Regions from separate parts of the Homo sapiens genome. Here region 2 is linked to region 1. Evidence: read pairs that join two places in POLR2A ChIA-PET (ENCODE). Cell type or tissue: Panc1. All regions are shown on one strand. Each heading gives the region's core, and the rest is flanking DNA. Links, peaks and the distances in the headings are about the cores only. Region 1 overlaps LAMB1 (laminin subunit beta 1). Region 2 overlaps PRKAR2B (protein kinase cAMP-dependent type II regulatory subunit beta).

The links. ChIA-PET counts read pairs that join two places held together with the same protein. Peaks named below come from ENCODE experiments on the same cell type or tissue, not always from the same donor. Only the 100,000 strongest peaks of a DNase experiment are listed, where the experiment ranks them.
Region 2: POLR2A ChIA-PET joins it to region 1 with 5 read pairs; 2 of 35 experiments call an interaction of 5 or more read pairs at or near these places.

What each region holds. Positions count from the first base shown.
Region 1 is chr7:107,932,354-107,937,353 of GRCh38, forward strand. It overlaps LAMB1 (laminin subunit beta 1), which reads right to left. Exons shown (of 34, transcript NM_002291.3): 26 at 4,740-4,924; 27 at 3,062-3,303; 28 at 1-24. Among named protein-coding and RNA genes, the nearest start is that of DLD, 44 kb to the left of the region's middle. RefSeq lists enhancers at 1-86, 87-732, 733-1,378. In Panc1, for the core only: no CTCF peak of the experiment used is centred there; no DNase peak of the experiment used is centred there; H3K27ac peaks cover 3,007 bases.
Region 2 is chr7:107,152,239-107,162,079 of GRCh38, forward strand. It overlaps PRKAR2B (protein kinase cAMP-dependent type II regulatory subunit beta), which reads left to right. Exons shown (of 11, transcript NM_002736.3): 8 at 939-1,013; 9 at 4,746-4,811; 10 at 4,948-5,086; 11 at 7,211-9,573. The coding sequence ends at 7,344. Among named protein-coding and RNA genes, the nearest start is that of HBP1, 12 kb to the right of the region's middle. RefSeq lists an enhancer at 1-838. In Panc1, for the core only: no CTCF peak of the experiment used is centred there; no DNase peak of the experiment used is centred there; H3K27me3 peaks cover 924 bases.

The DNA.
Region 1 (5,000 bases), core at 1-5,000:
GGCCCCTGGGGGTGTTCCACAGGTCTGCAACAAGCCAAGGATCAGGCACAATACTTCGGATAGTGAATCTGCTGCAGCAAAACAGCTGTGCAGGGCCTGGGTGGCCCCAGAGAATGTGTAGGTGGTCCTCAGCAAGGGTGCTTGAAAACAGTGTTTGGGAGACAGAATGGAGAGAGGAGCAGAGAGTTTAGGAGTAAACTAACCTGCTTATTTCCAAGGAAACAATGGAAGTTTACAACTCATCAATATCTTCTGCCCAAATGAGTTAAAATACTATATGAGCTCTGCCCAGGATGCAAACATCTGCTATATCAAGTTGAATTCTGCCAGTGCAAGGGCCAAGGAATGCCTTCCTTTTTTTCTAACCAGTTAGAGTTTAAAAAAAAAACCTATTGTGAACCATCTTTGGGACCAGCACCAGCACCATGTTAACTCCTCCAGTAAATATGGTGACATAAAAGATCTATTACCTAGCGTTTTAGTAACTTCCCATCTAGTTAGGACTGGATCATTCCACATAAAATAGCCAAGAATAGGTCAGATGCAGTCACTATGAAAGAAAGTAGACAAAGGAGAGACTGCAGAGGAATGCTACAGTTGTAGCTGAAGAAGCTGTTGGCTGGTGGGATTTGAGCAGGGGAAGTGGGAAAACATTCCACAGGTTAAAGAAAACAGTACAAACAAAGGAACAAAGGTAGATGAAGTGTTCCCAAATTACCACCCCCGACTGCCATCACACATGCATAGAGTCCTCCTTTCTTACCTACCAAAACCTCTCAAAGATCACCACTTGGTCATGGCATACAAATGCAAATTGATAAATTATAATACAAGTGTGCTATATGATAGAAAAGGCTGAGCAGGGAGAAAATTGCATTTAGAGCTGTTTGTGGAAATTCTCATACTGAAAAGAAGACAAAGATTTACTGCAGTGAAAAGGAGTTAACAGAATATTCCCAAACAAGTATTGTTATTAAAAAGTACAAAAAAGTAGTTTTTAAATAAATACAATCAACTATTTAGCCTAATAATTTTAAGATAATTATAATTCCATTATATCTCAAATTACAACTAAATAAGTCATTTATCTGGCTTACAAAAACAAAAAGCTTCAGAAAATAAAGTGTATTCTGCATGCTGTAAAACATGAGTCTTAAGAACATAAGTGTAAAACCTCGGTTGCTTTCTAAAAACAATCTGACAGCACACATAGAAGATCTGTTTTGTTTCAACAGATGGGGCAGACATGGAAAAAAAAAAACACAGTATGGCTCTAGCTAAACATCCACAAAGATACAGAACTAGAAGTACCTGAAAAACAAAAGGACAAAACTCTCTCTACACAAGGAAATGGCAGTAAAGAACTTACAGAAAGAATTCTCACAGGATCATTAACAAAGACAAAAACACAGTAAGAGAACTGAAGCAGCTGCTAATCCCTAGGTAGTTTACCAGGTGGAAAAGCAAGCACAGGGAAGGGCACACATTTGAAAGGCCAGAGGAACCCCGAACCCCACCCACCGCCCATGCATCTCCCTGCCGCCCACGGAGATGCCTCCGGTTCAAGACAAAAATCCTTTAGCATGCTTAGCTGTTTCTTGTAGGTCACACAGAACTTGTTTGTGATAACTGATTTTTTTTTTTTAACTACAATATGTAAGGAAGGAATCAATGCTGAAGGGAAAGATGGAGAGAATTGGCATTTCATGCTTCATAACTTTGTCTCCTGTTAGCTGCAATTTACACATTGCTCTAAGCCTTCATTTTTCTTTTTTCTTCATCTTTTATTTTTCCATTTAATAAATGACAGATTATTTGCTCCCTATTTGCTATAAAGTTTCAGAAGATAATGAGTATGAAACCTAGCAGGCATCAATAAACACTGTCTTATATTGTGACCAATTTTGTCTATTTCAGAGAAAGTGATGAGAGGAGGGAGGAAGCATCACTAAGACAAAGCTGTAATGAAGTTTGAACTCTTCTGCGCCTATGTACCTTCCATCTTTAACTTTCTCTGTGTCTCTGGGCTAAGAGAACACAAACCTTAGTCTATAAAAAATACCCTCCAAATTATTTCACATAGGTATCCTTCCTTGAAAACACAGGAAGGAAGAGGAAGAAACAGGCTCAGTTAGGCTTTTTTGGGGCCTTCTGCCTGATTTTCATTAAACTCACAACCCAATTTCATTTGGCTCCAGAGTTCCTTTTTAAAAGCTTCTGGGAAATGAATCTACTTTCTAGGCTGGTTTCAGGGTTAATCTTCACCAGGTAAAGTTACTGGAACAAAGGAACATAATAGCTAATACCCGTGAAAAAATTCTTTTGCTCCCTTTAATTTTTAATGGAAGCCCCTTCTAGAATGACTCTGAATTCCTACACTGAGATGGGTTTTATAATTCAAATCAGAACAAACTAAAAAAGGAATGTCCAAGCTGGGTGTGGTGGCACATGCCTGTCATCTCAGCTACTCAGGAGGGTGAGGTGGGAAGATCGCTTCAGCCTAGGAGTTTGAGGTCAGCCTGGGCAACGTAGTGAGACTCCATCTCTTTAAAAAAAAAAAAAAAAAAGCGGGGGTGGGGGTGGGCTGGGGTGTTAGCCTGTAATCCCAGCACTTTGGGAGGAGGCTGAGGTGAGAGGAGGATTGCTGGAGACCCGGAGTTCAAGACTAGCCTGAGCAATGTAGTGAGACCCTGTCTCTACTTAGGAAAAAAAATATTAAAGAAATGTCCACAGTGTAAAAAGGATCAAGTTTCAGTGCGGTGTCACTGAGTAGCTAAAACAGTATGGGAGAATAGTCATGATTCATTCTTTAGTTGAGGACCACAGAGAAACAGAAGAGGGGAAGGCTGGAAACCCATATGCTGCTGCTTTTAATCTGTCTTGGTTACAGATACCCCATTCCAGGATCCAGAGACCTCAGCCTAGGAGTTTCAGTCCTGCTGATTCATTTGCAAATTATTGTAATAATGACAAAAGATGGTTTGTTTTTCTTTGTTTTTTTTTTTTTTTTTTTTTTTTTTGCTTGGCACCATAGCAGTAAGGCCACATCCCCAAACCTTACCATTTCGGCAGCGGCTGAAAGGTCTAGGCTTTGTAGCTTGCCTGCCAGTTCATCAAGGAGGCGAGCCTGCTCCTCTTGTTTTTCCTTGAACTGGGATTCTCGCTCCATCATCACGTCTTCTACTCTGTCTCTCATGAGGGCTGACTGCTCCACAGTGCTGTTGGGTTCTGTGGTGGAGGCATTCACCCTCTCCTCTGCCTCAAGAGACATCTGGAAATACTTGGTAATGCTATCCAAGGCACCTAGGGTAGGAAATGAAATTGCCCACAGTTAACCTCATCATACTAGGCTTCCTCCCCAAGCAGTGTCTATATTTGGTGTCTTCGGGTCCTAAATTTACTGTAAAGTTTTAAAATTCAAGAAAAAATATTTATGAAGTACAGTTTTCATGAGCAATGAATATGTTTTGTCCCATTAGCACCTACTCCAGCTCGAGTATGGCAAACATCTGGGTGAAAAATGAAAAATTAAGAAAATCATGCAATCTTGTTTCTATACACAAGCAAACATCCAGTTCTTTATAAATAGCTGGTTTCAGGCAGCCTGAAGATTATATGACTAGATGACTTTTCTCAATCCTTTATTCGGATCCACTCAAATGACTAATATAGTAGCCCTCCATATTTGTAGGTTCCACATATGTGGATTCAACCAACTGTGGATGGAAAGCATTTGGAAAAAATGGTTGTATCTGTACTGAATGTGTACAGACTTTTTTCTTGCCATTATTTCCTAAACAATAAAGTATAACAACTATTTACATAGCATTTACATTGTATTAGGTATTGTAAGTAATCTACAGATTACTTTTAAATATACTGAAGGGAAAAAAAGAAAAAAGTAAAGCTGGGTGTGGTGGTTCACCTCTATAATCTCAGCTATTCAGAAGTCTGAGACGGGAGGATCACTTGAGTCCAGGAGTTCAAGACCAGCCTGAGCAGCATAGCAAGAGCCCATCTCTTAAAGAAAGAAAGAAAGAGAGAGAGAGAAAAAGAAAGAAGTATATAGGAGGATATGCATAGGTTATATGCAAGTGCCATTTTATATAACGGACTTGACCACCTGTGGATTTTGGTTTCTGCAGTGGGTCCTGGAACCAATCCCCCATGGATACCAAGGGATGACGGTATTATATATAACAGCATGACATGTTTTTAGCTTTAGTCCAAAAGCAATCATGCATAAAACAGTATGGATAGTTGGACAGTATGATGTAACATATTTCTACATTCACTTTTTGCTGAGGATCCTTTACAGTCTATGATATAAATAATGATTTGCAAAAGTTTTTTTCTGACCAAGCAGCATTCTTGAATGTGAAAGGATTTGCAGAAGTATTAATACCTTAACTATTCAAAAGAACCCCCTTCCAAGAAAAGGCCAGGGGATTAAACTACTAACTGGAGGGAAAAAAAAAAAATCAGGAAATGGATACCATTCTGATACAACTACTGCCATTCACTCTGTGGGACCTTTGCTATGTCTCTTAGGTTCTCTGTGCCCAAGTCCCACATTTGTAAAATGGGGACTTTGATCCTCATTTGTGCCAGAAACTGGATGAGCAAAAGTTTTAAAATTTATTAGAAAACTTTTTTTTTTCCCCAAAAGTGCTATATTAAAACGTTAGACATATCGTTAAATCCATTGTCTGGGACTATTTGCACCAAAAAATGCTCACCCCGAATATCTGAGTTTTTGATAAATTCCAGTTGTTCAGCAAGTTCTTTCACAGTGTTGTCTAGGCTTTCGGCTTCTGTCTGTAGAGAATCCAGTTCTTTGGCTGTGCTGTTGCTTTGGGAAGTTGTGTCAGATAATTTCACTTCTACTTGAGCCATCATTTCTGTAACATCTTTAATCAGTTTCCTGTAAAGAGAAAGTTAAGCTTACTTACATAAAATAAACCCAAGGGAGAACTTTCACGTTTCATATTTTCTACTAG
Region 2 (9,841 bases), core at 2,038-7,037, 780 kb before region 1:
GCTCTGCACAGACTGTCCCATTCCCCCACCCATTTTCCCCAACCTCATTTCCTACTGCTCCACACTCATCATCTCTCTGTTGACACATCAGCTTCTTGCCACTCCTCAAACACACCTGTCCCACACCCACTTCGGGGTCTTTGTACTTGCCGTCTGTCTGGAATGTCTTCCTACACAGCTGCAGGGCTCCTTCATTTCTCAGCCCAGAGGTCTTCTCAATGAGACCAGCTCTTAGGTTTTTATCTTTGAAGGTAGAGACTTATGAGAGAGAGTAGGTTGTTGTTACCCTAAAAATTCAGCTTCATTTTCCATACTTCATCATTAAATTAAATGCTTTTCTATTTCACTGTCATATTTGAAGTATTTTGAGAGTAATTAAAGACAGGCATATATATGTACCCACAACATCTTATAAAATGGCAAGTGTCAAAACAGCAGTGCTTCTCCTTTTGAATGTCTCTGTTGGATTATCAGCTTACATCTGGTAAAAATTTTGTCCACATCACACAGTGCGTGGTAGACAGCTGATCTTTTCCAGCAGCATATTTCTTTAAATAAGAGTAGGTCAGGGATTGGAAATCTGGTGCCTTCAGAGCTAGGCAGGTAACACAGAGAAGAAAACCAAGCCAGGAAGGGACTTTGGCAGATTGGAGAACATGTATTTCATTAAAGAAACAGCTGCTATCCCACCATAGTTTTATTGTTGCCATGTGGAAATATGGGCTATGTGATGCTGATTTTTCAAGAGAAGCTGGAGATTGAATTTTTATGAAAAATTATTTTAAAATGCTGGCTGGTAATTAATACAACAAACACATATACAACCTACACACTGCTCGATTTATTTGGCCTATAGGCTACCAGTTTTTTACTCCCGAACTAGATAAGCTTACCCAGTTAATTTGTTTCTATTTAATATTGTTTTTCTTTCTTTGTAGTTTTCTGAACGCCTGAAAGTAGTAGATGTGATAGGCACCAAAGTATACAACGATGGAGAACAAATCATTGCTCAGGTATGATATTTTGAAATGTAATTCAGTTTAGGGTTATATTCCAAAAGGTTCCTGTAGTGGTAGATCTTGATAAACTTTTCATATTTCTAAAATTAGTATGCAGTGATGGGTTAAATAAATATTACTTCTACCAAATGACCTGTTAAAAATGGTTTCATTTATAGTCATTACTCTATTGAATATTTTTGTTTATGTAATTAACTCCTAATGAAGGTGTATTAAACCATCAAATGGTTTTCTGCATCATTGTAGTCATTTATAAGAGGAAAAAACAGGTGAATGTTCCATGACATTAATGAGGACCCAGAAAGTACACTGGAAAATTCTATAGAGTTTTGCATGATCAGTTCATGATGAAAATTCCTGAGGCTGCTCCTTGATAAAATTCACCAAGAAAGGAACACACTGCAACATATACTGTTTTGGCTTCCAAGACTACATGTGGGTCAACATGTTATTTAATCCCTAATACTTTTCTAAGATCCCAGCTGGAACCAATAATATTAGATACCTGGGTTGGAGTAGGGCTACCAAAAGTAGAATTTGTGAAGACTGTTGAAGTTCACAGGTAAAGCATGCAGATGATAGTACCTTGTTTCCTAGTTATATTTTTGAAGCACTAAGCAAATGATTAAAATGGATTTTTAATAGATTCTGTAATTTTTGTATCACAGCCTTATACTGTTTTGTGCTCTTTATCTGAAATGCAGTCTTTTCCTTTATATGGGAAACAAGATTCAAGGTCTTTGAGACTGAGAAAAAGAATTGTTTTAGAAGACAAATACATAAGTAAATCTTTCGATCAACACCCCTCTCCCATTGCTGAGTGTGTGTGTGTGTATGTGTGTGTTAGAGCAGTCAGGGATTGGGAAGAAATGGAGTCAAGCAAGGTTAAAGTTCTACTGTATAAACTAGTAAATAACAAAGCAAAGAGCATGTTTTAAATGATTTTTTAAGGTTTTATTTTGAAATAATTATAGATTCACAGGAAGTTGCAAAAATAGTTTTGAGAGGTCCCGTGTACTCTTCACCCAGTTTCTCCTAATGCGTTTTGCATCACTGTTAATAACAATATCAAAACTAGGAAAATGACATTGGCATAATTCACAGACCATATTCAGTTTTCACCAGTTTTACATACACTTAGAGCGTGCTTTAAAAATAGTTAAAAATTACTCAGCAGTTAATAGACCTATTATGATTCAGAACACTCGAAAACTTAATATGAAGCTTTTATGAAAACCTGATACAAGAATAAGGGAAAGGAGATATGCTATACTTAGGGTTTATTAAGGATATTCTTACATATTTGTTGTCTTTTAAGCATTTATAAATATACATATACACCCTATATTCTAAAAATCTAAATTCAACATTTATTTTTGTGATAGAATCAGATGCTAAACTTCTTGAATTTGTATTAAGGAGTTTTGAAATATTTTAAGTTTCTCCAGAATCACTTTGAGAGGCTTAGAGAAGTCAGTGTCTGTATTATTATCTTCCATATTGTATTGTTTAATTCAGACTGCATCATTGGAGATCAAGGCAGAGTTCATTAAGAAACAAAAGCAAGAAAGAACAGGTATATGGGTAGAGCAACACTTTTCTTTTAGAAGTCCTTCCAAAGCCTTGAAATGGAATGTCAGTAGGCTAGCATGTCAGAGTTTGGTCCTCAGTTGACTGTAGTGAAAATGTCAAGGCCCACATCTGCTGCTTCCGGCTCCATCTGGATGCTTTCTGCTCTTTGCAAGTTGATGGCTTATCTTGGGTCACCACACCAATGCTTGCGATGTTAGGATGACGCAGGGTGCATGTCTCGGCACTTCCTCAGGAGCACAGGATCCGCAGACATGTTTCTGCCAACTAAGGGGACGCTGCTGGCATACACAGCAGTGTTGCCATTTCCAACTATGTATGCTGTTATCTAGGCTGAAATTTGGGTGAAATTCTTACCCCAGTGTTGCCACATTTTCTTGGTTTTTTAGCAGAAATACAGTGGTAGAGAATATATTATTTCAAGGCCAGGCACAGTGGCTCACGCCTGTAATCCCAGCACTTTGGGAGGCTGAGGCAGGTAGATCACTTCAAGGTCAGGAGTTCGAGACCAGCCTGGCCAACATGGTGAAACCCCATCTCTAATAAAAATACAAAAAAATAAATAAATACGGGTTCTAGATCCCTGAGGAATTGCTACACTGTCCTCCAAAATGGTTGAACCAATCTACATTCCCACCAACAGTGCAAAAGCATTCCTATTTCTCCACAACCTCACCAGCATCTATCGTTGCTTGACTTTTTAATAATTGCCATTCTGACTGGCGTGAGATGGTTTCTCATTATGGTTTTGATTTGCATTTCTCTAATGATCAGTAATGATCTTTTTTTCATTTTTTTTTTGGCTGCATAAATATCTTCTTTTGATTCTTTTGAGAAGTGTCCGTTCATATCCTTTGCCCACTTTTTAATGGCAGAAATACCATTTGACCCAGAAAACCCATTACTGGGTATATACCCAAAGGAATATAAATCATTCTGCTATAAAGACACATGCACACATATGTTTATTGCAGCACTATTTACAATAACAAAGACATGGAACCAACCCAAATGCCCATCAGTGATAGACTGGATAAAGAAAACGTGGTACATATATACCATGGAGTACTATGCAGCCATAAAAAAGAATGAGATAATGTCCTTTGCAGGACATGGATGAAGCTGGAAGCCATCATTCTCAGCAGACTAACACAGGAGTAGAAAACTAAACACCGAATGTTCTCACTCATAAGTGGGAGTTGAACAATAAGAACACATGGACACAGGGAGGGGAACATCACACACCGGGGCCTGTCAGGGGGTGGGGAGTGAAGGTAGGGAGAGTATTAGGACAGATACCTAATGCATGCGGGGCTTAAAACCAGACAGGTTGATAGGTATAGCAAACCTCCATGGCACATGTATACCTGTGTAACAAACCTGCATGTTCTCCACATGTATCCCTGATTTAAAGTAAAATTTTAAAAAAAGGAAAAAAAAATTAGCTGGGTGTGGTAGCACATGCCTGTAATCCCAGCTACTTGGGAGGGTGAGGTGGGAGAGTCGCCTGAATCCAGGAGGTGGAGGCTGCAGTGAGCTGAGATTGCACCACTGCACTCCAGCCTGGGTGACAGAGCGAGACTCCATCTTGGGGGGGAAAAAGAAAGTATTATTTCAAATAATTTTACAAATGAAATCATTACTACATAATTGTCCATCAAAACCTCTTCATTTAGGGCCGGGCTCGGTGGCTCACGCCTGTAATCCCAGCACTTTGGGAGGCCGACGCAGGCAGATCTCGAGGTCAGGAGATCAAGACCATCCTGGCTAACACGTTGAAACCCCGTCTCTACTAAAAATACAAATAAATTAGCCGGGCGTGGTGGCAGACGCCTGTAGTCCCAGCCACCCAGGAGGCTGAGGCAGGAGAATGGTGTGAACCCGGGAGGTGGAGCTTGTAGTGAGCCGAGATCGCGCCACTGCATTCCAGTCTGGGCAACAGAGTGAGACTCCGTCTCAAAAAAAAAAAAAACCTCTTGATTTAGAAACCGAGACAGCTTGTTCCCTTAGGATTTCACTTTTCAGGTGAATATGTGTACTTTGGGGTTGGATCAATTTTAGGGATATGAAAGGTAACAAGATTGTTGTCAATTAATTTGCATTTTCACCGTCTGTTTTTGTTATTGATTCCAATAGGGAGATTCGGCTGATTCTTTTTTCATTGTAGAATCTGGAGAAGTGAAAATTACTATGAAAAGAAAGGTAAGCATTCTAAGTCCTCAGAACCCACATACTGTTAGCAAGGAACACAACAGATCTACTTTTTGATGTTTAGACTGAGGTTAATTTTATTTTTCATAAGCTGAGGAAAAGCTCATCTTTTTAATTGCCTTGTCAGGGTAAATCAGAAGTGGAAGAGAATGGTGCAGTAGAAATCGCTCGATGCTCGCGGGGACAGTACTTTGGAGAGCTTGCCCTGGTAACTAACAAACCTCGAGCAGCTTCTGCCCACGCCATTGGGACTGTCAAATGTTTAGGTAGGGATTGCAACAGTGGGCGTGCTTCTGCTGGTTGAACTTATGTCTGCATTTTATGTATTCATGTTGAGTGAATCATTTTATTGGGTTCACAGGTTTTGTGGTCCCCACAAAAGGTAACAAGATTAGGACTCATTGCCTTATAAAATCAATTTGTGGAAGCCATTTTTTCTTCGAAATTTTTACATCCAGATACATTTTGCTCTTCTTGTGTATATATGAAATAACATCCCATATTAGTCATTAAAATAAGAGTTCCAAGTACCACGTTTTATATGGAATCTCTCAAATAAGCAACATGTGCTATGTTCCTCAAAAGAGAAGGCTAAAGTACTATTTTTATAAAGTCCGTTATTAAGATCTGCGGGGAATGCTGAGATGTTGTGAGAATCCTTACTCATTACAGTATTGGGACACAAAGGTTCAGGTTTGTCAAAGCACAGTCAAATGTTCTTTGCTGTTCAGTTGTTATTACTATTTTACCAGAGTAGCTTGGCAGAAATGTCATCTTCAGGTGCAGGCATCTGTATATATCTGAGATTATATATCTGAGAAATCACTTACTTTGATAAGAAAATACAGTTTAGAAGGTGGCAATATGGAGGGTATTTTAAGAAAATTGATCTCACAGTTATTACCCTCTCTGTGCTTTTCATCCATAATTCAATAGCATAAACTTAATGTTTTTAAGATTTGCAAGGATCCTTAGAATTAACTTCTTAGAGAAGTCATTCTTTAAAAGGGTTTAAATAAGTATAATATTAATCAAGTGTTAAATTTGGATGGAAGAGAAGACGATTAGAAACTGGCAGGTAATTTCCCTAAGTAGGGCTATTAGAAAGAGTAAAGGTGAGTGAGTGAAAGTCTATTAGAAATAGTAAAGGTGAGTGAGTGAAAGTCTATTACAGTAAAGGTGAGTGAGTGAAAGTCTATTAGAAAGAGTAAAGGTGAGTGAGTGAAAGTCTGTTAATTTTTTTTCAATAATAGATTATTATACTCACATCAAAGAAAACCTGAGAAATACAGAAAATGTAGAAAAAACATAACACCGCCACTCAGTGATTTCTGCTATTATAATTCCTTCTTGTCCTTTTTATTTGTGTGGGCTTCCAGTTGTTAAACAGTTTTCCAAACAACTTTTAAAGTTCATTATCGCTTAGGAATGTTCTTATTTTATTACACCAAATTTTAAAATTCTTTTAGGTAAATATATACACGATAAATTAATCATTCCTTAGTGGTAAATACTTCGAAGGTTTTGGCTCCAACTTTTTTGTGGGGAGCAATTTTTTGTGCATAGAAGACTTTTCTGTATTATAGGAGTTTTCCTTAGAAATGGTTTTCAGGAGTGGGTTTTTAAAAAATTAACTTTTGACACATATTGCCAGATTACTTGTATTTGTACACTACTAGCAGTGCCATAATGCCCATTCACCCTATTCTTGTAAACATTGCCTTTTTTATCTTTTTATCTTTAGTGTAAAAGGCAAAGAAGATCTATTTTAATTTGTACTTTTATGTATAGAGTATGATCATATTTTCTATTTATATATTATAAATCCAGTTTTAAAATCCAGGAGACAGGCAAGCAAAGTGATTTCTAGCATGTACTTATAGAAGTAAACAAAAGCATTATGTCAGCTGCCATTTTTGGATTGCATAGACATAGTATGGCAGCAAAACTTACAAAAGGTTAACACTTGGCCTTCACAACATGGCATTTTAAACCCTGAGAAGGGAACACAGGATAGAAAACACTCTTGTGCCACCCTTGAGGAGTTCACATTGCTAAGGTGGAGACAGCACATTTATTTTTTAAAATTCTAAGGTCTTTCCATGATAGTCCCTCATTCTTTTCTCAGCTTGGACCAGGAACCTCCCACCAACTTAGCATTGCTCATCATATTGCCGAGGGACTGCAGAGTGTGGTCCAAGAGCGTGGCCCTGGCTGCTTCCTTTTTCAAGTGGAACATTTTTATCATTATGCTTTTTCTTGTATTTTATAGTATTTACCTAAAATATCATTGCACTATTGATATATATGGAGTCGGTATTGTAAATGACTTAGAAATTCTGCAGATTTGCAAAGAATGTTATTTAAAAAAAAATCTTCTCTTTTCTCAGCAATGGATGTGCAAGCATTTGAAAGGCTTCTGGGACCTTGCATGGAAATTATGAAAAGGAACATCGCTACCTATGAAGAACAGTTAGTTGCCCTGTTTGGAACGAACATGGATATTGTTGAACCCACTGCATGAAGCAAAAGTATGGAGCAAGACCTGTAGTGACAAAATTACACAGTAGTGGTTAGTCCACTGAGAATGTGTTTGTGTAGATGCCAAGCATTTTCTGTGATTTCAGGTTTTTTCCTTTTTTTACATTTACAACGTATCAATAAACAGTAGTGATTTAATAGTCAATAGGCTTTAACATCACTTTCTAAAGAGTAGTTCATAAAAAAATCAACATACTGATAAAATGACTTTGTACTCCACAAAATTATGACTGAAAGGTTTATTAAAATGATTGTAATATATAGAAAGTATCTGTGTTTAAGAAGATAATTAAAGGATGTTATCATAGGCTATATGTGTTTTACTTATTCAGACTGATAATCATATTAGTGACTATCCCCATGTAAGAGGGCACTTGGCAATTAAACATGCTACACAGCATGGCATCACTTTTTTTTATAACTCATTAAACACAGTAAAATTTTAATCATTTTTGTTTTAAAGTTTTCTAGCTTGATAAGTTATGTGCTGGCCTTGGCCTATTGGTGAAATGGTATAAAATATCATATGCAGTTTTAAAACTTTTTATATTTTTGCAATAAAGTACATTTTGACTTTGTTGGCATAATGTCAGTAACATACATATTCCAGTGGTTTTATGGACAGGCAATTTAGTCATTATGATAATAAGGAAAACAGTGTTTTAGATGAGAGATCATTAATGCATTTTTCCCTCATCAAGCATATATCTGCTTTTTTTTATTTTGCAATTCTCTGTATTCTATGTCTTTAAAAATTTGATCTTGACATTTAATGTCACAAAGTTTTGTTTTTTTAAAAAGTGATTTAAACTTAAGATCCGACATTTTTTGTATTCTTTAAGATTTTACACCTAAAAAATCTCTCCTATCCCAAAAATAATGTGGGATCCTTATCAGCATGCCCACAGTTTATTTCTTTGTTCTTCACTAGGCCTGCATAATACAGTCCTATGTAGACATCTGTTCCCTTGGGTTTCCGTTCTTTCTTAGGATGGTTGCCAACCCACAATCTCATTGATCAGCAGCCAATATGGGTTTGTTTGGTTTTTTTAATTCTTAAAAACATCCTCTAGAGGAATAGAAACAAATTTTTATGAGCATAACCCTATATAAAGACAAAATGAATTTCTGACCTTACCATATATACCATTAGGCCTTGCCATTGCTTTAATGTAGACTCATAGTTGAAATTAGTGCAGAAAGAACTCAGATGTACTAGATTTTCATTGTTCATTGATATGCTCAGTATGCTGCCACATAAGATGAATTTAATTATATTCAACCAAAGCAATATACTCTTACATGATTTCTAGGCCCCATGACCCAGTGTCTAGAGACATTAATTCTAACCAGTTGTTTGCTTTTAAATGAGTGATTTCATTTTGGGAAACAGGTTTCAAATGAATATATATACATGGGTAAAATTACTCTGTGCTAGTGTAGTCTTACTAGAGAATGTTTATGGTCCCACTTGTATATGAAAATGTGGTTAGAATGTTAATTGGATAATGTATATATAAGAAGTTAAAGTATGTAAAGTATAACTTCAGCCACATTTTTAGAACACTGTTTAACATTTTTGCAAAACCTTCTTGTAGGAAAAGAGAGCTCTCTACATGAAGATGACTTGTTTTATATTTCAGATTTTATTTTAAAAGCCATGTCTGTTAAACAAGAAAAAACACAAAAGAACTCCAGATTCCTGGTTCATCATTCTGTATTCTTACTCACTTTTTCAAGTTATCTATTTTGTTGCATAAACTAATTGTTAACTATTCATGGAACAGCAAACGCCTGTTTAATAAAGAACTTTGACCAAGGCTATAAATGCCACGTACATTATTTTCAGTATTGTTGGTTATATTTAAATTTTCCTTACAATAAAGCACACTTTTATAATAAAATACATGAATTATTGTTTTTCATACTTTTTTGCTTGTTTCTTTAAAGTTTTCTGACGTGCATAATGCATAATTCATTGAAAAGCATGATAGCAATGTGGCATGTGGAAGCGAACCCCCAGGGCATAACATAGTAAGAAAGTATGGTTCTGTATGGCAATAGGTTTTTAAAATTATTAGCTATTCATCATGTGTGGGAGAAATAATTGTGGTGTGTTGCAGATTTATTTGGCCATTTAGAATAACCAAATCAATCTGGCTAACTAGGAATTTATGTGTAAAATTATCTGATTAAAACAGCTCAAGTTTGACTTGTGGATGTCATTATTTAATTATTAATCAACACTCCTTACTATGTGAGAATTCTCTGTTGACCATTCATTCAAGGACAGAGCCTCTCGTGTATCATGCGTGGCTAAGGAAAGGGGTGAGGACTTTTTCCCCAAGAGTGACGGTGCTTTCCCTTATTTTAAATAAAGGTGTGTGTGTGTGTGTGTGTGTGTGTGTATGTATGTGTGTGTGTATTGTTTTCTACATATCCATATGTACTAGGGCTTAGTGCAGATATTTTAACATACA